Regions from separate parts of the Mus musculus genome. Here regions 1 and 2 are each linked to region 3. The links are chromatin loops, found by intact Hi-C in ENCODE. Cell type or tissue: heart. All regions are shown on one strand. Each heading gives the region's core, and the rest is flanking DNA. Links, peaks and the distances in the headings are about the cores only.

The links. Peaks named below come from ENCODE experiments on the same cell type or tissue, not always from the same donor. Only the 100,000 strongest peaks of a DNase experiment are listed, where the experiment ranks them.
Region 1: it touches region 3 in a loop (6-fold over the local background); 37 of 42 quality-filtered maps call a loop at or near these places.
Region 2: it touches region 3 in a loop (2.5-fold over the local background); 11 of 42 quality-filtered maps call a loop at or near these places.

Annotation. Positions count from the first base shown.
Region 1 is chr1:165,775,901-165,783,689 of GRCm38, forward strand. It overlaps a transcript of Cd247 not described here. Among named protein-coding and RNA genes, the nearest start is that of Cd247, 8.9 kb to the right of the region's middle. In heart, for the core only: CTCF peaks have their summits at 4,104 and 4,772; a DNase peak (open chromatin) is centred at 5,011; H3K4me3 peaks cover 1,293 bases; H3K27ac peaks cover 1,078 bases.
Region 2 is chr1:165,656,406-165,664,194 of GRCm38, forward strand. It overlaps Rcsd1 (RCSD domain containing 1), which reads right to left. Exons shown (of 7, transcript NM_178593.3): 3 at 7,161-7,250; 4 at 2,968-3,039; 5 at 1,094-1,297. Among named protein-coding and RNA genes, the nearest start is that of n-TPcgg2, 18 kb to the left of the region's middle. In heart, for the core only: a CTCF peak has its summit at 4,546 (motif pointing right); a DNase peak (open chromatin) is centred at 4,546; H3K27ac peaks cover 1,093 bases.
Region 3 is chr1:166,149,168-166,156,956 of GRCm38, forward strand. Gpa33 (glycoprotein A33 (transmembrane)) reads left to right here. Exons shown (of 7, transcript NM_021610.2): 3 at 3,401-3,617. Among named protein-coding and RNA genes, the nearest start is that of Gpa33, 23 kb to the left of the region's middle. In heart, for the core only: a CTCF peak has its summit at 4,409 (motif pointing left); DNase peaks (open chromatin) are centred at 4,424 and 5,214; H3K4me3 peaks cover 765 bases; H3K27me3 peaks cover 1,340 bases.

The sequences.
Region 1 (7,789 bases), core at 2,554-6,553, 370 kb before region 3:
GAACAGTGCCCCTTTCTCACATAGGCCAATGTCCAATGTGACCATGATGGTGACATTAATATAGGCAATTCAGCAGGGAAGAGATGAGATGAAGGCCTAGTGTCACACTGCCACTGGCAGGTTCAAGGCTCGGTCACTTCCTTTACACCATGGACTTTGCTTCAGACCCTGGGTCTCACACCTCACCTGCTGCAGGTAGAGAGAGATTGAACCAGGGTCTTAGCTGGGTAAGTTGGTTGCATTTAGCAGATGTTTCCCTGGCCAAACCACGACCAACAATCGGTTAATCTGTCTTCTAGCCCAGGTTCAAAGTCCTTGGGATTACGTCCGGGTGGGGATCCATTATGAACGGAGGCGCGATTCAGTGAAACAGGACCATTCTGACTGGAGATTGCCGGGATCATGTGCCTTTCTTAGTAGTATTCAGACAGAATCGCAAGGTAATTGAAGACTACTTTTCTATAATGGCGCATTCATGAGCTGTTTCAGTGCTGAGAAAATAATACTCTGTGGGAGTTTATTGGCCAGTATTTTTGTGGTGTTTTCCAAACTCTTCAAAACAGATGGGCTGTATTTTCATCTGAGAAGACAAATGATAAGTTTAGAAAAGAATATGAAGCAATCGTTTTTTTCCCTTTGTGTTGTAGGGTGCATACATGATAGAGAGAGGGGGAAAGGAAAGGGTACATAGGGGGAGAAGGAAGGGAGAGAGAGAGAGAGAGAGAGAGAGAGAGAGAGAGAATCAAGACCCGATGCCTACAGTTACCCTAGCTGCTAGCATTTTGTAGTTCTTCCCAATCTTTGATGACTTGCTTAAATGTGGTCAGGATTGCTGGGTACTGAGGCTGAGTGCTAGGGCTTCGCCTCCATCTTGAGTTCCTTATGTTCCTAGGAGTTGTTTGCGAGGATAATTGAGTAAAAAGGCAAAGGACCTATGTGACCTGAGGAGAAGCCACAGTAGTCAAGGGTAACAGAGTAGCTGCGGAATCTTCCTCATCCCCTGGCTACAAAATAACCATCTGCTTGGGGGTGGGGCTGGGGGTGGGGTAGGGAGGGTGCTGCTGTGCCGCCGTGCTGGGACTCTGTTGCTATCACAGGGTCTCAAATCAAAGCAATTTAAACAAAGTGGAGGAGTTTGCTCTTCCTAAAATAAAACAGTCCTTCTGAACACCCTCTTCTCAGCCCTGCTTACCTCTTCCTTAGTTTTATCTGCAGCCAGCAATTCTAACAAAGAAGATGGTGCTTGCTCAAGTCCGGACTTACTCATTCCTGAATATGAAGTAGGTCTGGAAGTGCGGTGCCCTCAGTGACTGAGCCCAGGTCCTGTGTCTCATTGTCCTTTCCAGAAGATGGGGGTGCAGCGCTCTGCCCTGGGAATCACGGGGACTTGGAGAGTTTTGAAGGGTACTCCTGAGAGGAGTCATGATAACTGATGGGTCAGACTGAACAAGCAAAGGCTGATGGGGATCGCCACCCTAGTTTCCTTGTCTTCCTCTCCTTACTTTCTAAACATTTAGGTTATAGAATTTCCAAGAATGTTGCAGATTGCTTTTAGAGATTGATATCAACTAACAGCTCCAAGACGTCACATTGCTTATTCCGTGCAGAATCTAGCAGGGAAAAGCACTACGGCATTATTTAAATCAGTGAGTTTAGGTTCTAACATATAAAATAGTAGTTTGGGCCAATGAAATGACGTCAGTGCACTTGGTGCTAAGCCTGATGACCTGAATTTAATCCCTGGGACCCTTATGTTGGCACAAAAACTGTCCTGTGCCCACCATGCACCATGACATTCATATACAATGCATTCATTAAATAAATATATTAAAAGTTCTTAAGGTGTTCTGCCAGCTGTTTTTCTTCTTTGTGAATTGTCAGCTTATGCTAGTTGTTCAGTGGTCCTGAGAATCACTTTAATTTCCCTCCTGGTGGCTCTCGGGGTGGGACCCAGGGTCCTTCTCATCCAAGTATACACCCTTCCACCCAGCCCTTGGGGATAATTTTTAAAAATTGATTTTAGTGAATATTATGTATTTATTTCAGTAAATAATTTTTGTTGTCGACACCTGGTAAGAACTGTTTTCCCTTTAAATTGTTTTTAATATCAGTAGATTTAAATTTTTCCACAAAGGAAATTTACATAATTGAATATTTCCCTCTTAACATATTTATTTTTCTTGAAATTTATTTCTTTGCCTTTGAGAACTTTGGTAAATGCTAGTTTGGGCTTTCTTCCATTTTTCTGTTTTTTTCACCCTCAATTCTTCAATCTGCCTGGAATGCGCTTTGTGTAGAATGTTCTTCTCTTTCTTCATGGCAATCCCAACTCATATTTAGCTTTTTTAATTGATGTGTGAGCCCGAATCTACACACAGATCTCTCCACAGCAGGGACAGACATTTAAGTTAGGCTTCCCCATTAAACTTGTTTGCAATCTGTGGGCAGTCTAGTCCAGAGACCCTCTGTAATCTGCAGCTTAGGCCTTTAGCACTAATATTAACCAAAATCTCATAGATTCTCATAGACTCAAACTCTGGAGGGTGTTTATAATATGCACTCACTTTACTTAGCTGAAGTCTCCAGTCCTTCCACAATAAACTCTTAGTTGGCTTTCTTGGCATCTATCCTATGTGTGTGTGGTGGCATGCACACAGACACACAGATAAACACCTATCTGTCTGTCTATCTATCTGTCTGTCTATCTATCTATCTATCTATCTATCTATCTATCTATCTATATCACATACACATGCAAGCACACATACACTAAATGCAATTTTAAAAAAATAAAAGAGAAATATTTGGTGGATGATTGCAGGGCAATTGAACAAATCAGTTTCTTCTGAGAGTGGTAGTCCAACATGTTATATCTATGTACTGAGGTCAGTTAGCACACACTCCTTATTTGGTCACCAAGGGTCATCTGTTAATGGTCTGCATACCCTGGATTCATCTTTGCCTGATTTTGATCAAGCTGCCATAGACAGAAACATATTTCTAGCCATTTTAAAAACTGGAAGTCCCATCTAAAACCACACAGGCACTCTGGACTGACAGAGTCTGTGTTGGGTGGACATTTCCTATGCTGCATGCTTTTGAACCTGTGCATAGAATCCTAGAGAAGTCCAATAAGACAGGGGAGCCTTGGGCCGAGGGAGGAAGGTCCTCACATAGGGCCATGGTGGGGCCCGTGAAACAGCTTAGCAGGGCATAGCTCACCTAAGGTTAGGAACATAGACTGCAGGAGCCCCAATTCTTGACCAGATCTGGGCAGACGACATGTTGTCTTGAATCTGTCTCTTTATTTCTTTGAGCTATGTTGGTACATCTGTAAAGGACAATACTTCATAGGACAAGGAACAAATTAGCAAAACTCAAATCATTTTGCACCCTGCCTGCAGTTGGTTGCTCTTAGGGATAACAGAGAAGAAACCATCATGCATTGGGAGTCCCAACAGCATCCTCTCTGTGAGCCTTCCGAAGGCAGCCTTGCAGAAGGAGAGTTAATTTCAAAGTCAAGTGTTCTGGCTCTGCCATGGGCCTAGGTTCAAATGCTGGTTTCAGCCTTAGCTGGGTGGTTCTCATTGAACAAGTGCCATCTGATGAGGGAGCAACCGAGTTTTCAGCCACCAAATGGAGGATAATACAATCCCTTCCTCCTTATTTGTAGAAAGAATCCAAGTTACCCAGCACACTGAAGGCTGAGGCAGAAGAATCGTGGGTTCAGGGTCAGCCTGGTCTACATAGTGAGAGCCTTCCTTAAAATAGTTTATTTTTCTAAACTAACACATAAAAAACACATAGGAGGCTACCTTAGAGAGTGAACACTCAGTAAATACTAGATAGGCAAGTCCTGTTTCTTTACTTCATATGCCAATTGATAATGTTAGTACTTTTTGAAGTAAGAGTCACAGCTTCAATGCATTTAATTTTATGCGTGGTGCTCTTTTTCTAAGTCTAGTTACAAGACCAAGAAACAGGTGAGGCACACGTGATTTTTTGATTTTTTTTTTTTAATTTTATGGAAGAGGTTAGTTACCCAAAGAGCTGGTTTGAGGTTGTCCTCACATTTCCGTATCAGATCCTATAGTTTTGATTCAAGAATGCAACGCTAGAGGTCCCTGTGGATCCTTTAAAGAAATGCATTGCCTCGTGTTTTGTTTTTAAAGGTTTGTAGTGTGGAAGGAAAACACACACACACAGGGAGGGCCATGTGTTTAAAAAAGCTAGGTTTTCACAAATAGGTCTTTGACATCTTTGATGGTGTGTGTGTGTGTGTGTGTGTGTGTGTGTGTGTGTGTGTGTGTTGTGTTGCGGGAGGGCAGGGGGAGATAAGTCCTGTGAGCTCTGAAGCCAGACTGTGTTCAAATCTCAACCCAATCGCTTAGCCTGAGATCACCAGGGTTAAGTCCAGGATTGGGCTAGATAATGACTTTTGTTCAGTTGTCAATCAGGTTGTGAATGGCCTGAAGTCCTTACACAGAATGTAAGACCAGCGCAGAACCTTGGAACCCGACATCTAGGAAGTGATGCGGTAGCCGTGGGAGAGTTCCAACTGTTGTGTGTGCTTTGGTGACACGCACCCTCACTGTGAGTACTATGGAAGAGGAGCCTATAGAGACTCGGTCTGGGATTCCGGGGTCTGACTTGAGAGGCTAGACTGCCAACCCTAGAGCGTGGGGGAGGGAGGGGGCGGCAAAAAAACAAAAAACAAAAAAACAAAAAACAAAAAACTTGGGAGCTGCAGTTTGACATGATGGCCGCTGGAGGTCGCTGTGGAGCCGCGCGCAGGTGCTAACTGGGGCGGCCCTTCGACCCCCTCTCCCCAGGATGGGAGAAGTTAGTCCTATCGCTAGCAGTCTCTCTGCTCTGCTGGAGTTGGGTCCCTCTTAGCGACATCTTTCCGTCCCTTTAAGGAAATGACCATCCTAAGGAAAGGCCAAGTGTATCTAGCAGTATCCAGAAGTGGAGCTCTGGGATTATTGGCAGAGCAAGCGATCTCTGCTGGGGACCTGTTTGTGCGGCTCTCCAGGAGGCAAGGCTGGCTCAGCAAGGACTTCTAGCAGCCTCCTCACACCGCACGGGTGAGCGGATCTAGTCTCCCTTTTGGGGATTGAAAAAAAAAGTGACGCACGCGAAGTAAAAAACTCTCCAGCGTCATGGGATTGGGTAGAACCTTCAGACTCTGTGCTTGATTCTCCATGCAGGAAGTTCACCCGGTGGCTCAGGTCAAGGAAGGTGCCAGCTGATGGCAGTGAACCGGCCAAGAAAAATTATCCTCAGATACAGGGTCCAACCCGAAACCAGTTTGTGGAGGCCAGAGACTTCAGCCCCTTCAGGGGACACGCAGAGGCCTGTAGAGGGAGAGTGAGTTTCTTGGTTTGTTTTGTTCAAAGTCACACAGTAAGTAACGGATGAGGCTGGGACCAGATCCCATCTCTCTTAAAACCAATAGGTCTGTGGCACTAGCCGAGGGTAAGACCTTCTGGGAGAATCAGAACTGAGCATGAAAACAAAGCCAGGCCAGAGGTGGGGAACTGAAGAGATCCCCTCCTCGCAAGATGTGGTAACTGGTTCCTCAGGTTCCCCGGGGTCTCAGGCTTAGAGTTTTCTCATCTCAATGACTTCTCCTTTGCTTAGCTACCTCTGAGCTTCTGAGGCTGAACCAGTCACTGAAGCCGGGGCTATCTGTTCATAAGGAAGACGAGGCAGGCACTTTGAGTCAAGAAAGAACTACAAAGAAGAGGAAGTGGACAGGTCCCTACTCCGGTGTGGTCTACGCTCCCATAGGACTTGTCCACAACCTCCTTTTTTCAGTCCCCCCCTCATCAGAGACCGTGCATGTCCGTTCTCAGCTCCCATCATTTCTAGAAGATTCTTGCCAGAGCTTCTTCGACTAAGCATTTAATAATCCCCTGGCATCCCTTTCCCAGATAGTGATGACAGTTCCGACCTCCCCTGGAGTATGTGAAGGGAGCCGACTTTCCACAGCATCCTCGGTATACAGACGTATGATGCAGAAAAACTGCCAGGAAGCAAGCTGTCCATTCTTCAATACACAGCTGCGTGGGTAAAATGGATAAAAGCTACGCAGGAAGTTGGACGTGGTCAGCAAGTTCGGGACAAAAAGCCAGTTAGTGGGGTCCTTTCTCACCCAAGCCTGCCACTCTACACCCCAAGTCTTCCCGCTACCGTGATGCACCACCACCCAGGACACGTGACTTCCGGTCTTGAGTTGGCCACTTGCCAGCTTTGGGATAGCAGGTAAAATTTCAATTTCCTTAACTATAAAATGGAACGTGCACATCCGCAATGGCTGTCTTCCTGGGTCATCTAAAAAGACTAAAGTGACAACATGTGAAAATGACATTCACATGGAAGACAGGACGGGCTGATTTCCAGTTGAAAGTGTTGGGCTGCCAATCAATCGCTCAACTTATCTCCTGATAGTCCTCGGGTGATATTATCCACAATCCTGCTTCTGTTTGCTATCTTTCACAAAGATTATTGAAGACATTTTTGTTCTATCTCTTTGTGCAATGTTCTAACATTATTTCTTCCTTTATTATGTTTATTGGTGTGTTTGGACCTTGGGTATGCTTTTCCTCCACAAGATTTCACAGATTTTTTAAAAAAATAATGTGCTTTAATTGGTCTTTTGAGAGAAGGGAGAACTAAAATTAGCTTCGGAGTAAAATGGACCCAGGTCAGTCACAGCTTCCGTGACTATGTTTTCAGTGTCTGTAACATCAAGAGCACTTCAAGTGCAAACTGCACATTCAAAGTCAGCTTTCATAAAATGGAAAAAACCCATGGAGCGGGGCCCTTAAACATGGCGCAATCCAGGCTCTGAACAGTTGCATTGAAAGTCTCCTACGCATCTTTTACTCTGCCCACCTCTGTGTTGGCTTCATCTTTGGGCAAAAGTGGCGAGCATCCTTCACTTGGTGTGCCCGGTGCTCACAAGGGGGAGAAGTTTATTTTTATTTTTTTTTTAAAGATGCACTTCTCTGGGAGACAAGATGCTATGGTCGTTTCCAAGACGGCCACAATGCAGTGTGTACAACAGTGTAGCTTTCCTGATGGCAGAAGACCTGGGCCTGGAAGAGCCAGTACTCTTGTGCTTCTCTTGGGGTCTACGGGAAAAGGAGAGATTGACTTGAGTGTGTCAGATCTAATCTCATATAAGCATTCTCCGTCCATGCAGACTTTCCTCCATGTAGCTGCGGAAGGGCAAAGCAGAGAGTGCTGTGGTCGGCTTGGGGAAACTGGCTAGGAGGTTATACTGCAAGAAGCTGCAGGCGCCCTCTGGGAGCCGAGAGCTACATCTGGACCCCATTCTTGTAAGCGTAAGAAAATTTTCTAGCCACCAGTGAGTTAGGGATAAACAGCTGGAGCTTCAGCTCCAAACAACAGCCAGGCCGGCATGCTGTGTCTGTCTGTCCTTCTGTCCTGTAACATGACAACAGCCAGGCCGGCATGCTGTGTCTGTCTGTCCGGCAGGCTGTTTCTGTCCTTCTGTCCTGTAACATGACAACAGCCAGGCCGGCATGCTGTGTCTGTCTGTCCTTCTGTCCTGTAACATGACAACAGCCAGGCCGGCATGCTGTGTCTGTCTGTCCGGCATGCTGCGTCTGTCCTTCTGCCCTGGAACATGGTAAAGTTATGTCTGCACTGTTTCAGGACACTACGTTTGTGATAATTCATTATGTGGCGATAGAAAGCTTATTCAATGTCCAAAATTCCCAATACATGAATTAGAATCACTTGGCTGCCAGTAACAGAA
Region 2 (7,789 bases), core at 2,554-6,553, 490 kb before region 3:
TTTGCTGTTCATTACAAATCAGAATCTAGAGCAGTGGTTCTCAACCTCTGAGTCACGACCCCCACAGGGATCACATAGCCGATATTTACCTTATGATTCCTAACAGTAGCAAATTTATAGTTATAAAGTAGCAACAAAATAATTTATGGTCACCACACCATGAGAAACTGTCTTAAAGGGTCGCAGTCTTAGGAAGGTTGAGAATCTCATTGGAGGTTTGTAGAATGACTTGGTGAGCTGCAGATTTTTGTCTCAGGAAGATGGCAATGCTTTGCTTGTGTTAACAATGTGCGGAGGCAGTTCAGTGAGCAAAGCGTTTGCAGAGGAAGAGTGAGCGTCTGAGTTTGGGTCCTTAGGACCCGTGTGAAAGACAAGGAGAGTGAGCTTGGAGAGAGCGTGAAAGAACCTAGTGGGGAAACCCCCACTCAATTTCTGTTCGGAGCACCCAAGAATCACGAACAGACGACCATCTTGATGTAAAAGCATGAGGTAGTTTAATGACAGAGCTCCGGGCTGACACATATCTCCCACAGGAGACAGAGGTGTTGACCACATGGTGGAGCCATAATGGCGGAGCTCCGGTTCGAAACGTATCTCACGCAGGAGACAGTGGTTTCGACCCCGAGGCTTGGAAGCTAGGGGTTTTTATAGAAAAGGGGTGGGGCTGGGGGAGGAATTGGCGAGGTTTTACATGATTGGTCCATTTAAACATCAACAGACTGTCAGAAGGGCGGGAGATAGGGAGGCACTAGGCCAGTCAGGACATGTAATGACGGGCCTGCCCGGGCATGTCCTGGCCTGTTCTGCTATGTTCTTAGCCCCAGGTTTCAAAGCTCACAAACAACTCTTTGGGCTATTTGACATAAATTACATGAATAACATGTCTCAAGTTTTATTTCCTTTCAAGCGCATCCCTGCAGCTGGCATTGTGAGACAGCAGACCCCTGCAGCTAACAGCTGACCAATAGTGAGCTTCATGTTCTGTGATGATGGCCCCCAAACCCTGTAGGTGATGTCTTTTTTACAATAGTCGAAAGTTTGAACACTTAAAAGTTTCCTCAGCACACCACAGTCCAAGCGAGCAGTAACTTACCTTATTGTAAGAGGGCAGGTGAGTTCCTTCCGGGGGCTGGTCAAAGCTCACAGGCACCTCTTCTGCCTCACTTGGGTGGGATCGGATGCCGGGGCTACTGGGTGTGGAAGGGGGACTGTGAAATGGTGATACGATGGCCTTGAGTCCGGGACTTTTGGGTGAAGCCCCAGGCAGAAGAGCTGCCGGGTCAAAGGCTAAGTTGGCCTGCCAAGAAAGGGGAGAAGATGAGGGCTTCTGCTGTGTTTGTTCACTGGCTTCACAGCTGGTTGAGGGTAGCTATCAGCAAGCTTGTGTTCATGTCCCCAACCAATCATCCGCTGTCACTTACATTGTGGCTGTTCCAGAAGCATGGCCTACCCGACACCTTGGATGCTCAGATCAGGATGAAGTGGATTCACTATTAGACACGCCCAACAAGAATGGAACTGCCCTGGCCTGGCATAGTGCTGCAAGCCTTTAATCCCAGCACTCAGAAGGCAGAGGCAGGCAGATCTCCATGGGTTTGAGGTCAGTCTGGGAAGTCTAGGCCAGCTGGGGCTCCATAGTGAGACCCTAACTGATGATGATGATGGTGGTAGTGGTGACAACAGAGGAGTGTCGCCACCACCCAACACCTCTCAGGCTCTTGCAGTATCTGGCACCCATGTCATCCCCCCATTAGCCAGGAGCATTTGCTGCTCATAGTATCTGCCATGTGCAGCTATTGCCTCTGCAGAGACTCTACACGGTCAGTGTTGGTCTCCTGGCACATCAGGAAGGTGGCTTAAATCACCTGAGGCTCATGGCAGGCCTCCTTGTCTCTCGAGCCTCCAGGGAGAGTTCTGTCTTTAGAGACAGCACACTGATGGACACGGCAGTCTACAGGGTGTCTGCCCTCCAGTCACCACGATACAGGTGACACCAGATGAACATGGATATAAAGGGACACCGAAGACCAAAGGGAGAGTTACTCAAAGGTAACTAAAGCCTAAGAAATCTACAGATTTGGCTGGGGAACAGGTGGCAGGCCCCAAATCAACCTTACAGATGTTAGAGCAGGAAGGTTATGGAGGGATTACGTGCGAACAGCCCAGACAGGGTGTCACGGAGCTCAGGTTGGCCTTCAACTCACTAATTAGCCTAGAATGACCCTGAACTTCTGAGCCTCCTTTGCTACCTTTAGGGTGCTGGGATCACAGGCTTGTTCCACCATGCTGATTTTTGAGGTGCTAGGAATAGAACTTTGAACTGAATTGGCCTATCTGCACACTAAGCAAGCACTCGACATCACCAGGCCACAGAGTTTTAGCGCCCTCTAGGGGCACACATCTTGCTTCTGCTCTCTGTAGTTCCAATCCCACACAATAGAATCTTTCTGATATAACTGGGCGGGTCAGACGGAGGACCTCCCAGAGAGGGGACTAGGCAAGAGAGGCAGATGGAGCACCAGAAAATCCCACATACCCAACTCCAAATACAGGATCTTTCTCTTAATAGCTGCCGTATGAGCTTTAGCAAATCTAAATACCATTTCTGGTCCTCTATTTGTCCCAACTTTTAGTCCGACCTCCACAATCTTCTATAGATGATTTCTGGTTACTCTCATGCATTGCTTGGTTAATAAATACCCCAAATCACAATATCCCCCCACCCCGCCCCCAGGCAAGACTGATGGCCTTGAGAATCTCTGAAGGACAGAACTGGATGTATAGAAAACTCACAAGCTGAGAAACAGCACTGTTAAGCCCAGGCCATACTTTTTGTTTGTGTTTTTGTTTTTAAGTACCATGTGATAACAGGAAGGAAGGGGCAGCACCATACATGTCACGTCACGTCACGTCACGTCATGTCATGTCACGGGAGTGTGTGGGAAGCAGGATGTGTTCTGCACATACCTGAAGCTTCTCGATCAGGGGTGAGCTCTTCACCTTGATTTTAGGTGGGTGGCTGGCGCCGGATGGTGATTTCTACAGGACAAACAGACCAAAATGACCAAGTGAGCTAGAGGGAGGAGGGCGGAGGGAGGAGGGAGAAGAGAGGGTGGGCTATTAAGCCATCACCGCTTTGGTGCCGTACCACTTACCTCAGGCCTAGAGGAGACAGGCCTGCTGTTCCCACCCCCTCACCTCATCACAAGGAAGACCACGAGTTTGAGCTGAGAAGTCGGGGCAGACATTCATATCACAGGAAACCTCCCATCCCAGGAAGAATGACTTCATTGTCATTAGGAGGAAAAACTACGTCTGTGGGGATCAAGGCCTTCACCTCATGGCCTTCTGCGAGGCAACTTAACAATTGGAGGGAATTTCACAGACCAAAGGCAAAATGGCCATCCACTCTCTGGTCACAAACAAAGCAATAAATCACAGGCTGGGAATGAAATCAGGCAGAGGTATTATTAAAGCCCCTCCATTGGATTAATACTTTGGAAAATTCCACCAACAGCGTGGTTCATATGCCAGAATTTCCCCCAACACTGAATATTCATATAAACAGGCCGATGTGTGTGTTAAGTATCTACCAATCCCACCACGGATTGTGTTAGTTATATGAGGATGAAGGTGATTTAGTTTCTTCCCATAACTAACAGTCAGAGGCTGCTCTCTCTACTATGTATACTCTGCTAATTACTTTTGTGATCAGTGCACACCAGGAATCATTCCTGCTTCCAGATTACATATTTATAAATATGTATAATTCCAGATTGGTGCCTGGTTTTATTCTAAATTCCCACTACAATGCAAGAAGGACAGCAGCCACGTAATGATTAAGGGAGGGTGAAGAAACGGAAAACGCCTTTCAGGTTGATAGACAAGGCCAAGCACGGGAGGGGTTTCTCCAATAGTTTGGGCCACTCCAACCCACCCCTGTCTCCATATATGAGTGTATGGAAACCATAAGAAGAGAAGTACTGCTGATCTCTGGGTAATGTTCTGAGACATCTGGTTATATTATAGTTGTAGAAGAAGAGAGACCGACTCAGCTGGTGTCGACTCCCAGTGTCGAGGGAGAGTATGCTGCAGTGGGGCAGTGGATGACTGGGACTCAGAGACCTGCCTCCTTCTGACTCTGCTTTTGGTGGGCAGATGGATGCCTGTCCTGTCAGGATGTGGTGGCTAAGGCAAAGGATGCTGAGGCCTTCCCTTCAAGCTCTGGGTTGCCATTATCGCTGTGAGTCTCCCTCGTCAGACACTTTGCTGAGGCAGTCAGTCATGGACCCTTTTGTTTCTAGTGAGTGTCAAGATCCTCCTGTCCCAACTGGGAGGTTCTTAATTTCTGGTCTTCACAAGGGAATGGTGTTTTGGAAGTTTCAGCTTTAGAAACTACAGCAAAAATTTTGCTACCAAAGTTCACTTTAGGTGATATAATTTCAGTACTAGAGACCTAGCAGATGTCGGACTGCGGACCCTGTACTGATTTGACTACAAAACAGAATGAAGCCCCGTACAACTGCCAATGTAATTCACACCATGGACAGCAGATGGCAACATTTAGTTGATAATTTAATCACAGGCATCAGGCCAGTGGTGGGACTAAGTCAGTCAGTGGAGATGAACCAACGTGGTGTTCATACATTTTTATGTTTATGTGTATTGCTATACCATCCCAATAATGTATTATGATATAAGTTGTTGATCTGATAGTTTTGGATGGAGTGGTGTTCATGTCCTTTCAACACCCTGTCATTTGGTTTTCCCAGGTAAGGTAACTTGTCATTTTGCCTGTAGTCTGTAGGTGAAATTCTGGGGCTGACTCCACATCTCAGACACAGAATATATAGGAGTCCCAGCCATCCTACCCACCCCCATGTGTGAGCAACGTCTGTGCCTGTGGGATGTAGGTGCTCCTGTAGGCTGCACACACTACAAAGGCTTGTAACACCTCCATTTAGTCCTGCCAGGCAGGTGAACTGCACCCTCTTTCTGACAGAGGTCTCATTGTGACATCCTGGCCTGGAGCTTGCTATGTAGACCAGTCTGGTCTTGAATTAGCAATCCTCCGAAGTGCTGGCATCACTGTTGTGGTTCGTGATGCCCTACTCTGTAAATTTCAAGGCAAAAAGAAAGTGACTAACCCTGGGGGCAATGTTGTCATGAACACACAGCATCTCACTCCAGAATGGATTTTCAATCTAAAACCATTCTATCCCTTGGCCATTCCTCGAGTTTAACTTTTCAAGGAAAGCTCTAAATTTCTATTCTCATAAAGTCCCTGAAATGAAGTTGTATACTCTAGTCACTACAAACCCGACCCACTGCATCTGTTTTCGTTCCCATGAGCATCGCTTCTGCATCCCCCGCCCCCTCCACTGATGTTCTCGTTCTCATTTTACAAATAAGGTATTAGTGTGGAGCAATGAGTCCTCTTGGGGCAAGCCTAGGTTATCAGGGGACAGCTCAGATGGCCGCAGCCACAGCCCATTATACCACAGCAGAGGTGCCAAGCTCAGCAGGGAAGAGCTGCTAGGAGAAGTTGACCCTCAGTAAAGAGAAGTTGCTGGTCATAGCTTTGTCTGGGAACCCCATGAAGTCACAGCACCATGATGACAGCACTGGTGGGGACCCAACAAAAACACAGAGTTTCTTAAACTCAGCCCCTGGGATTTCTCACCTCACAAGACTACCCTTGTTCAGTGGAGGGGAAGTTATTCCCAGAGCAGGTGGACCCAGGACTCCGCACCTACTCAACGGGGGGGTAGCTGTGACTTCTCGGCCCTTTAAATGTTTCAGAATTTATTTTGGCTGAAAAAAAAAACCTTATGTGTACAGGTGCTTTGCCTGCATGTAACTCTGTGCACCGATGTCCAGAGAGGTTAAACGAAGACATCAGATTCCTTGGCACTGGAGTAACAGAACCCAGGTCCTCTGAAACAGCAGCCAGTGCTCTTAACCACTGAGCCATATCTAAGTACCAAGTTTACTGCTCTTTAATCACACTTATCTAGTATTAATTTGTTTGTTTATTGTGTGTGTGTGTATGTGTGTGTTGCACGTGTGTCACTGCATGCGTGTAGAGGTCAGAGAACACCCTTTGAGAGTGGGTTCTTTCCTTTTACCATGTGGTTACTAAAGACAGAACTCGGATTCAGGCCAATGAATGGACTTGATGGCACGTAAGCACCTTCACCTGCTGGGCCCTCTTGCTGGCCCGGGTTCTTTGCTTTTTGATGCACTTCTGCTTGTGAGCCCTGGGGCTGACAAAAGGCTCGAAAACCATTCATCTACATCAAACGTTTCACTTTGTAGGGGATAAAATGTCCCAAGTTCACAGGGGTACTCCGTGCCTTTTATGAGGATGCTGGTCCCAGAAAAGAAGGGAAGGGAAGAAGAGGGGCTAAGGTGGGACTTGGGAACTGAGCTGTTTGGCTTGTTTGCTCTATTTTGGGCTTGGCCTCTGCGGCCTGAAGACAACATGCAAATTGGTTTCTGGCAGGACCGTGACCGTGACCACAGCGAAGGTTCCCGGGCTGCTGGGTTGGGGCCTGCAGCAGCTACTCTAACAGCTACAATTAGATAAATAAGACTGGGCAGCATGAAGGCTGGGGCTCTATTACTGGCTATGATCTATAACACCAGAGCCTTCATTAGTCGGCAGCACTGGCTATTTATATCCGAGAGGCAGGAGGCCTCCTGTGTGCTCTGGGTTTCTTCCAGTGATGCAGAACAATGGCCAGCCTTTACAAAGGCTATGGAGAGGCCATGAACTTCTCCAGCACTGTAGCTCTCTGCCTCTGAGGACATGGCTTCTCTCCCCAAGGACCCTTCTACACCTCCTCTACCACCCTTAGACTTGGGGACTGAAAAATGGCTCTGGTACTTGACTGATCCCTTAAGGAGGCTTAAGGGAGAGCTAGCCTCCACAGTGAAAGACGCAGGAAGTATTAAGAGAGACTCTTTCCTGTACCGGAGGTGAAGCCACCCTTGTGGCAACGTCAAGGCCTGAAACTGTGATGCTTGCAGCTCTTTCCTGTTACAAGGAGGATGAAAACCCACCGGCAGCAGCCGTGCGCGTGCCCAGGGCGGCGGGCAGCAGCCGTGCGCATGCCCAGGGCAGCGGGCAGCAGCCGTGCTCCCAGGGCGGCACTTACCTCCTCACCGTTCTGGCCCAGCTCTACCTTGGGGGGAAACAGGGGGAGGGAGCAAGGTGGTTTCCTTCTTGTTGGCTTACTGGCTGGTGTCTAGAGGGAGAGTGACAGACGACACAGAGAGAAAAAGAGAGGCAGTGAATCAGGCAATAGGGAGGAGGAGGAAGGTGGAAACCAGTGTTAGGAATGGTTAGGGATGTCTGGGGAGGAAAGAATGGGCAGTGGGCCTGCCTGCATGTCTAAGGGACTGTCCTCCTGCTGCGCATCCGCAACCCTTGAGCCCCTCTGCCTTTCTATTCAGCAATAAGGTTCTCTTGTACTTGACCCTCACCCCCTCCAATCTGAGCCAAGCTTGCAAGATGACATCCGCATTTTGCCTTTTTGCTGAGAAGCAGAACTAGACCCTCAGATCAATGCCATCTCCTTTGCCCTTTAGTGCATTCCTCTTTAGAAATCATGGGCCACTTTTACCAGTGCAAAATCACATACCTAAAAGAACAAGGCAGCTGGGCTCCCGTGGGATCCAGGCAAACCCCTCCCCCACCTCGGGAACTCTTGCTGCCTTTGACTTTCCCAGATGCTATTTGACTCTCTCCCCCACCCCCCTATTTTGTTTTGTTTTGTTTTGTTTT
Region 3 (7,789 bases), core at 2,562-6,561:
TTGTGGTTTCTCCAGGCCATGTGGTTCTGCTCCATTCCACCTCCTCCTCTTCCTTTCTCTCTCTCTCTCTCTCTCTCTCTCTCTCTCTCTCTCTCTCTCTCTCTCTCTCTCTCTCTCTCCTCTCTCCTTCCCTTCTCTGAGATCACCCATCCCACCTTTCCCTTCCACTGCCCAATCATCGGCTCTAGCCTTTGTTTGCCCAGTTAGAAAGGGTCAGTGAGATCACCTGAGTATGTGATCTCACCAGGGGCAGCCTTTCTTGCGGAAGCAGAATTAACATCATCAAAATACAAACATCCCCAGGGCAACCCACACTGGCCAGGCCCTGTGAGCTCAGGATTCTGACCTGGCACAGCGTCTCCACGTTCTCGTCTCTGCCCATCTCACCCATTTTCTCTCCTAACACTCTTGAAATCACCAGCATTTCCCCGCTAGCAACTACTTCCCCTTCTCAGAGCCCTTCTTGGCTTTTGGGGACCTTGTCTTGTCTTGTCTTGTCTTGTCTCTCTGACCTTCACTGGAACCTTTGAATAACTTGGGTACCTGGCATTTGCTTTGAGCCATGCCTAGCCCACATCTCTGTGAAAACATACATGTATGCCATTGGCTTCTAAACTTTCATCCCCAGACATATTACCAGCTGAAAGCCCCTCCTAGTTCTGTCCTCAAAAGGAAGAATTCAGCCAAGAGACACGTACAGTTAAAACAGAAGTTGATTTACCCAAATAAAGCGTGAACCCCAAAGAGAGACTGGAGTGGGCTGACCTGAAAGGAGAGGGAGTGGCTACCCACTTGGTTCTGTGTATAGAAATACAGCAGTTTTGTGAATATTTATGAGTTGGGCCACCTAGTCACTGGGACACTGTGGCCCCCTTTTCCTCTTAAACCACAGTGAACTAGATTTTGCTTTTAGGATAATTCGTCTTATGATCCTCTTGAAAAACCCACAAAGTGGGGGAGGGGTCAAGGCCACCATGCAAATGATATGGTAATGAAGCTGGGGGTTTTGAAGGAGCCACCCCTTTTATAGGTGTGCGTGGATGATAATGAGAAAGTGCGCTGGTGCCTTCATCTCTGATACAGCAGGGAGAGCTAACTGCATCTCCCAGTGTGTTTAACCACAAAGGGCAATCTAACCACGGGAGACACAGCTACCATGACATCGTATGGTTTCCTTGTTATCTCTTGCCTAACTCCTTACCTGTCTAGTTACAGTGACATTCAGCTGTCCCATATGGCCATGGGTGTTCCGCTTCAGGCGTCCTGCACATAAACAGAACACAAACTTTTTGTCTAAAGCACTCTCCTCGTGTCTTAACTCTGTTGGGAAGGATACCGGCAAACATTCGTGCCTAAGCCCTAAATCTGGGACTAGCTGCTCTCTAACTCTGCATCTTGGTCCCACAATTTCATGTGTCCCCCGTTTTCTTGCCCCTCCAACTCATTTTTGTCTCTGTGTGTTGCCACAACCCGATTTGACAATAATCATGGTTTTTCACTCTTTTTCTTTTTCTAAGTTAAAGACTTCATTTAATTATTTATCAGGGTGAGTATGTAGAAGTAAGATGGCAGCTTTCCCTCTTTCCTGGGACTTGAACTCAGATTGTCAGGTTTGGTGGCAAGTGTCTTTACCCACTGAGCCATCTCTCCAGCCCCTCCTGGTTACCTCTTAACTTGTCCCTTTTCATCTGTGCTCTGGAAAAAGAGCTAACCCCCAAAATACAGAATTCTGGAGTCAGGGATGCTGCTGGACAGTAGAGTTCTTGCCTCGCATGTGGAAGGACCGAGCGAGGTTCGCTCCACAGTCTCAAGCATCAGCAAAAGGCAAAGTACGTTATTGCTTTGGAGGTGAACTGTGAACTACTTAGTGTTGCAGAGTGTCTCAGATGTGACTCGGTAGAATCTGCAGCGTTCAGGCTCTGAGCCAGAGTTGCCAAGATCATCTCAGCCCTGCTAGTCACTTAAACATGTCAACTTGGAGAACATACTTAATCTGCCTCGTGGTATCCCTGTTTCCTCCCGTGTAAAATGGTGGGTGTGATCATAAGGTCTACTGCATACGAGTGTGTGGGTTAGATGCGATAACAAGTATCCAGTCCTTGGAACAGTGCGCAGCATAATGACATACATATCGTAAATAGTAGTTATGGCCTTTATTGTCCAAGCTCGGCTCTCGCCAATCTGTCACTACTCACACTGTGCCCCTTGGGGTTGTCACTGCCGATTTCTGCTGTTTGTTTTTTTTTCCTTTGCCTCCAATGTCTAACATATCACACACGCTGCTCCAGCCTTCTAGCTTTTTATGCGATTAATGCACAGCTGCCTTTCGAGATTCAAAGCAGCTATCAGCCTTCGTAGGAATCGTCCCCCAAGTGGCCAGTCTATGTTATAATCATGAGATACCCTGGTTGCTTGGTTTCAAACTCACTTTTGAGGGAAGAACTCACGGGTTGTATGCCCTGGACATGGTGGACCGACATAATGGCTAGTCACGGTAGAAACAACGCCAGGCAGACCCCAACTGCTCTGCCTGTATTATCAGCTTTAGCTCTCAGCACAATCTTAGGAGATGTATTATCATCAACATCTCCATTTTGTAGTGAGAAAAGAGAGTCTCAGAGCGGCCAAGGCCATTCAGCTAGCAGCAGGGTGAGGATTTGACTGAGGCAGCCTGGTCTGTGCCTGTGGTCTAAGCTGTTAATGTGCTGCCTCGTCAACACCAACGAATAAATAAATAAACAACTTCCAAGGGCAATAGTCAGAACCAAGTGAGCTGGAACTCAGTGGTTAACTAGTGTGGTACCTGGCTTATGGTGGTGCACTGTGGGTGTTGGATGAAGGAAGGGATGGGTGAGAATAAACCATGGGCTGAGAGGGAACCAAGGAGAGAGAGGCTGGTCACAAATGTGAGTGCTGGGATCCGAGCCAGCCTCATTTACACACCGGTATTCCAGGGTGTGTGCTTCTGTGCACACTGGTCTCCCAGGGTGTGTGCCTCGGTGCTGTTTTGTGCTTTTCCTTTGAGTCAGTGTGTCATGCCTCCCAGATTGGCTTAGAACTTGCTACATAGCCAAGGACGACTTTGAACTTTTCCCTCCCTTCACCTCTGGAATGCTGGGATGATCGGCACGCGCCGCAACACCAAGTTTACACGGCACTGGGATCAAATCCAGGCCTTTACGTGTGGTAGGCAAGTACTACCAGCTAAACTACAACCCCAGTCCCTAAAGCTCAAAAGCAAATCTTTAAAAGTCTAAAGTTATCTAGCTAGATAACAAGAGGAATCTACCAGCAGGTACTGCCCTTCTGTTTGACATGTTGTTGGTTTGCTCTGGGGGACGAAGATTGAGTCAGGGCAGGTCTACACCAGGTCCTGACAGACATTTCCTCTTTCTCTCAGGAAAGAGTGGTCACCTGGAATTTTGTGACAAAGAAATACATCTATGGGAACCGTTATGAGAATCGAGTGAGAGTATCTAACGATGCTGAGTTGTCAAATGCCTCTATCACCATCGACCAGCTGACCATGGACGACAATGGCACCTACGAGTGCTCCGTGTCACTGATGTCGGACCAGGATGTCAACGCCAAGTCTCGAGTCCGCCTCTTGGTCCTTGGTGAGTGTCTCTGTCTTTTCCTGTGGGAGGAGGGTGGGCAGAGAGGCGCTGTCAGCAGCAGAGCCATGGTTCTGTCTCTCCCTCTGTCTCTCAAATGCTCTCCGGGGGTTCTCGGTGGCTAGCAGGGTGTTTCTGAGGGCAGAGGTGTGGCTTTGGAGTCACCCCTTGCTCCCGTTGCTCGTTGCCCTCCATACCAACTCTTCTTTCCCCTTCCAAACTCATTACTGAAAAGAAGTGAAGGGGATCCCCCAAGCAATACACGGGTTCTCATCTTGTGTGGCACTCACAGGGCCAATCGTGACCCCCATAGGTGACTCTTTCCCTGCTCTCAACTCTGTTCCACACCAGTTTTTCCACCCTTCCTCTAACAAAGGCACAGTCGCCAACCAATGGGAAGTATGTCCCAGGATAGCATCCTTTTCACAGGAGAATTTGTTGGAATTTATAGTTTTGGAGAGGCGAGGAAACTCATCTGCTTTAATTTCTGAGTAGGTGAGGCCCACAGGAAGTAATTGCCTCAAACCAGTTACTGGGATTGCTTTAATGAGAATCTAGTCTATGTGCAGTGTGAGCAAGGCCCCACTTCTGGGAGGTAGCATCTCTGTGCATCAAAACAGAGGATCCTTTTTCCTCTTTTTCCTTTACACTACTTGGCAGAAGCTCTTTTAAATTGTATGTGGTAGTTGTTGGACTCATAGAAAGCCTTATAGCGTGTCAGACTACACTGCGGTTATCAACTAATGCTGCCTAAAGAATAGGCAAGACCTCTTCCACCCCGCCACCATGTGGCAACCAGTGGTAATGCAGGCAGGCGTCTTAGACTTCGCCCGGCGTTCTCCCAACGCACACCACACACTCAGACACTTTGCTCTTTCCTGTGAAGACGTGAGATATTATAAAGCACTTAGCAAGTTGCTTCTTGACAGCGCACCGTGAACACCTCAGGTTTCAACGCTTTTTTTTAGCTCTTGTTTGAACAAGCAATACTACAATATACCCCTTTATCTCACTTTGTGTAGAGGTATGAATAAAAATCATAAGTTATATATACATATGAGGATTATATATACACAGACTTGTATAACATTTGGGTTCTTTAAATACCTGGCCTGCCTTTTTTGACAGAGGATTTCAAACAAATGGCAAGAATCGGTGTAAATCTGAAACCTGATTCTGCTGGTCCTCCAACCAAACTCCGGCCCGTACATCAAGGACCACCTACTTTTAAAGACAATCAGATTAACCCGAAGAGTTAAGGCTACACGTTTAATATGAGAGTATGGAATTCGTTGAAACTAACCTCTTGCTTTAAAAAAAATTACATGTTAATAAACCCAGCAATATTCTTTGTGAAAAGTTTTCTTTCTCGGTGTCTATATAACTAGATAATTTTTACAAGAGAATGACTTTAATTATACGGGGCGGCTCATTCTGGGGAGGCTAGCAGGAAACTCCGACCTTAGCCCCGGGGAGCTAGCCTTGTCTAGCTCACCTGCAGGAAGCCCCTAAGTCAGAAGACTCAGCAGCCTGTGCGGCAGGTGTTAAATCCTTGTCCTGGCCTCTGGCGCCCCCTGACGTCTTCAAAGGGAACAGACGGCATCTGAGAGGCTTTGAAGCCTAACACATCCCCTCCCACCCTCCATGGCCTCTCCCTCAGTAATTACTCAGGTAACCTTCTGTTTGTAAAACAGGCCACGTGAGAACAAGACCCTCTCCCTTGTGAGTTTCTGCTCCCTCGCCAGTCCTCTTGGCTCCCGCCCGCGGGCTCTTTAAACTAGATCTAACTCGAGATCCCGGCTGTTTGTGATTGGGGCGCTGAAGATCTGGAGAGAGAGGGCCCGGGTGTGCCTGGCACAGGGCCCGCAGGAAGTTTAGAGCCTGTGGTCAAGGGCCTGGAGCGAAAGATCTCGACTCAGTCCTCTTGAAAGCATATCTCTCTTGCTGGCCATCACCCTGGCGGGCAGTTTCTGGAGTTCCTGTTCAGACCACACCCAAGGAGTGGATGAAGCAGGTGCTAGTTTTCCAAACAGGCGCCTTTGCCTTTTACGCCTCAGCAGTTGGTCTCTGGCACTTTCCTTCCCACTTCTGTCTGTATCCGACAACTCCACCCCGCCCCGACCAACCAACCAACCAACCAACCAACCAACCAACCAACCAACCAAAAACTAGCTTGGGGGGTGGGTGGTGTCCCTCTGCTATTCCACCACTTAGTCTAATGAGTGTATGGGAGTTTGCCGCTGCGCCTCCTGCTAAAGGCATGCCTGAGAGTGAGGTTGGCTAGGTAAGGGCCCTGCAAGGTTCTGGTGTGCGGCCCAGGAGGGAGAGAGAACCACAGCAGGAAGGAATGCTCAGAGGGTAGGTTCGCCTCCCCTTCACCGCCAGTCTCAGGTCTGCTAACTCCCGGGCGGGCGGGCAGGATGCTGCAGGAGCCTAAGTAGCCAACCTCTGGCAGGTGTTCTGCTCACCTGCTCCTGCAGGCTGGCCTTTGATCCTCAGGAGCTAGGGTTTTGTTTGGCGATTCGGGAGTGCCTCTAATGTGTCCCCGTGGTTGGTGGTTACCATCCGCCCCATACCTGGCTGGCCCAGCTGTGTCAGCAGATGCAAGGCACTCTTAATAATAGCCTGCTTATTTCCAAGAAGAAATTATGCAGCTGCTGGAGTGGAAGAGAGGAGTCGGGGACAATTCCTCTGACAACTTCCAGGTGGGTTAAGACTGGCATTAACCCTCAAGATGGGTGACCATGTGCCTGAACTGGGCATGCAAGCCATCCAAAATGGCATGTGACAAAGGTAGAAGGGTCGGAGGACCTCAGAGACAACTTCCTCCACCAAGTGCTCTCCCTTCCTCGCCCCTAACGATGCTTCCTGGAGTCTCATGGATTCTTCCTGCTTCTTGCCTCTGAGCCTTTGCACATGTTGTTCCTCTGTTCGGCATGCTTGTCTCTGCTCTAATTCCTGTCACCTCCTTCACCATGGTGACCTTCAGGCCACAGCCCAGAATTATGCATTGGGTCATGGTTCTCTGGCCCAGAAGTCCCATCTCCTGCTCTGCCATTGTTTCGTTGTCTTCTGTACCCCCACTAGATTCCTTGACTGACTCAGAGTGCCACCATAGTACCCAGAACTGTTAGGCAGAACCTAATAACGTCTACAGAGCCACCCACTCCACCCAACGTGACATTGACAAGGTTGAGGAAAAGTCACAGGCTTGGAGTCTCAAGAAGCTAGTGCGGATGCTTTGCAGTGGCTGCTGGGATTTATAAACCCCTGCCTTTGGTATTCCTTGGTCACCTCTGCCCACTCCCATGTCTTCAGTCACATTCTTCACCCAGTGGGGAAGCTCTGCACTACCTGGGGTCCCGTTGATTGCATTTTTAATAAAATAAATAATAAAAGAAAATTAACTATAAATTATAAATAAATATTGTAAACAAATATATTATAAATAAATTATAAATTACAAATAAATTAATAAAATAAATAAAAATAAAATGCAAAGTAGGGGAGAGGGCAATGGTGGATCCACAGAGAACAGTCCCAAGAAGCAGAGGGATACAGAGATCGTCTAGCCTAGGGTGAGGAACCCAGGCTGGCGTCAGCCCACAACCTGCCTGCCCTATGGTTCCAAGGCATTATTAAAACCAGAAGGGAGGGAGGAGCTGTCCAGGGGGAGTGACTCGGATGGGGGTGGGGTGGGGGAGAAACCATGATCAATATACATTGCATACATGTATGAAGATTTCAAAGAATAAAAATATATTCTACATGCCTCCAAAAGAAAAAAAACAGCATTGGAAATAATATACCTATAAATCCCATATGGCCTCCTACAGGGGCTTGCTGTCCCCTGACTTTACAGATCAGGAACACGGGGACCCTGGCTGAGTTAGGAGCAGAAAGAGCTCACCTGGGACAATAGAGCAAACACTGGGTCTGGAGTCAGGAAACCTTGGTTCTAGTCCCACATCTCCCAGAGCCCAAGAACAAGTGTCCCTTCTGTCTGTGTGCTCCAGTGGCCCCCATCTGTATAACAGCTACGTTGATCATGTTCAAACACCCAAGAGTTCATAGAACACAAGAAGCCACTATCAACCAGCCCGTGGTGACTCTTTCCCTGGGGAGATTCAAACAAACTCTTTAGGACACAAAAGACAAACCGAAGTGTTTCTATG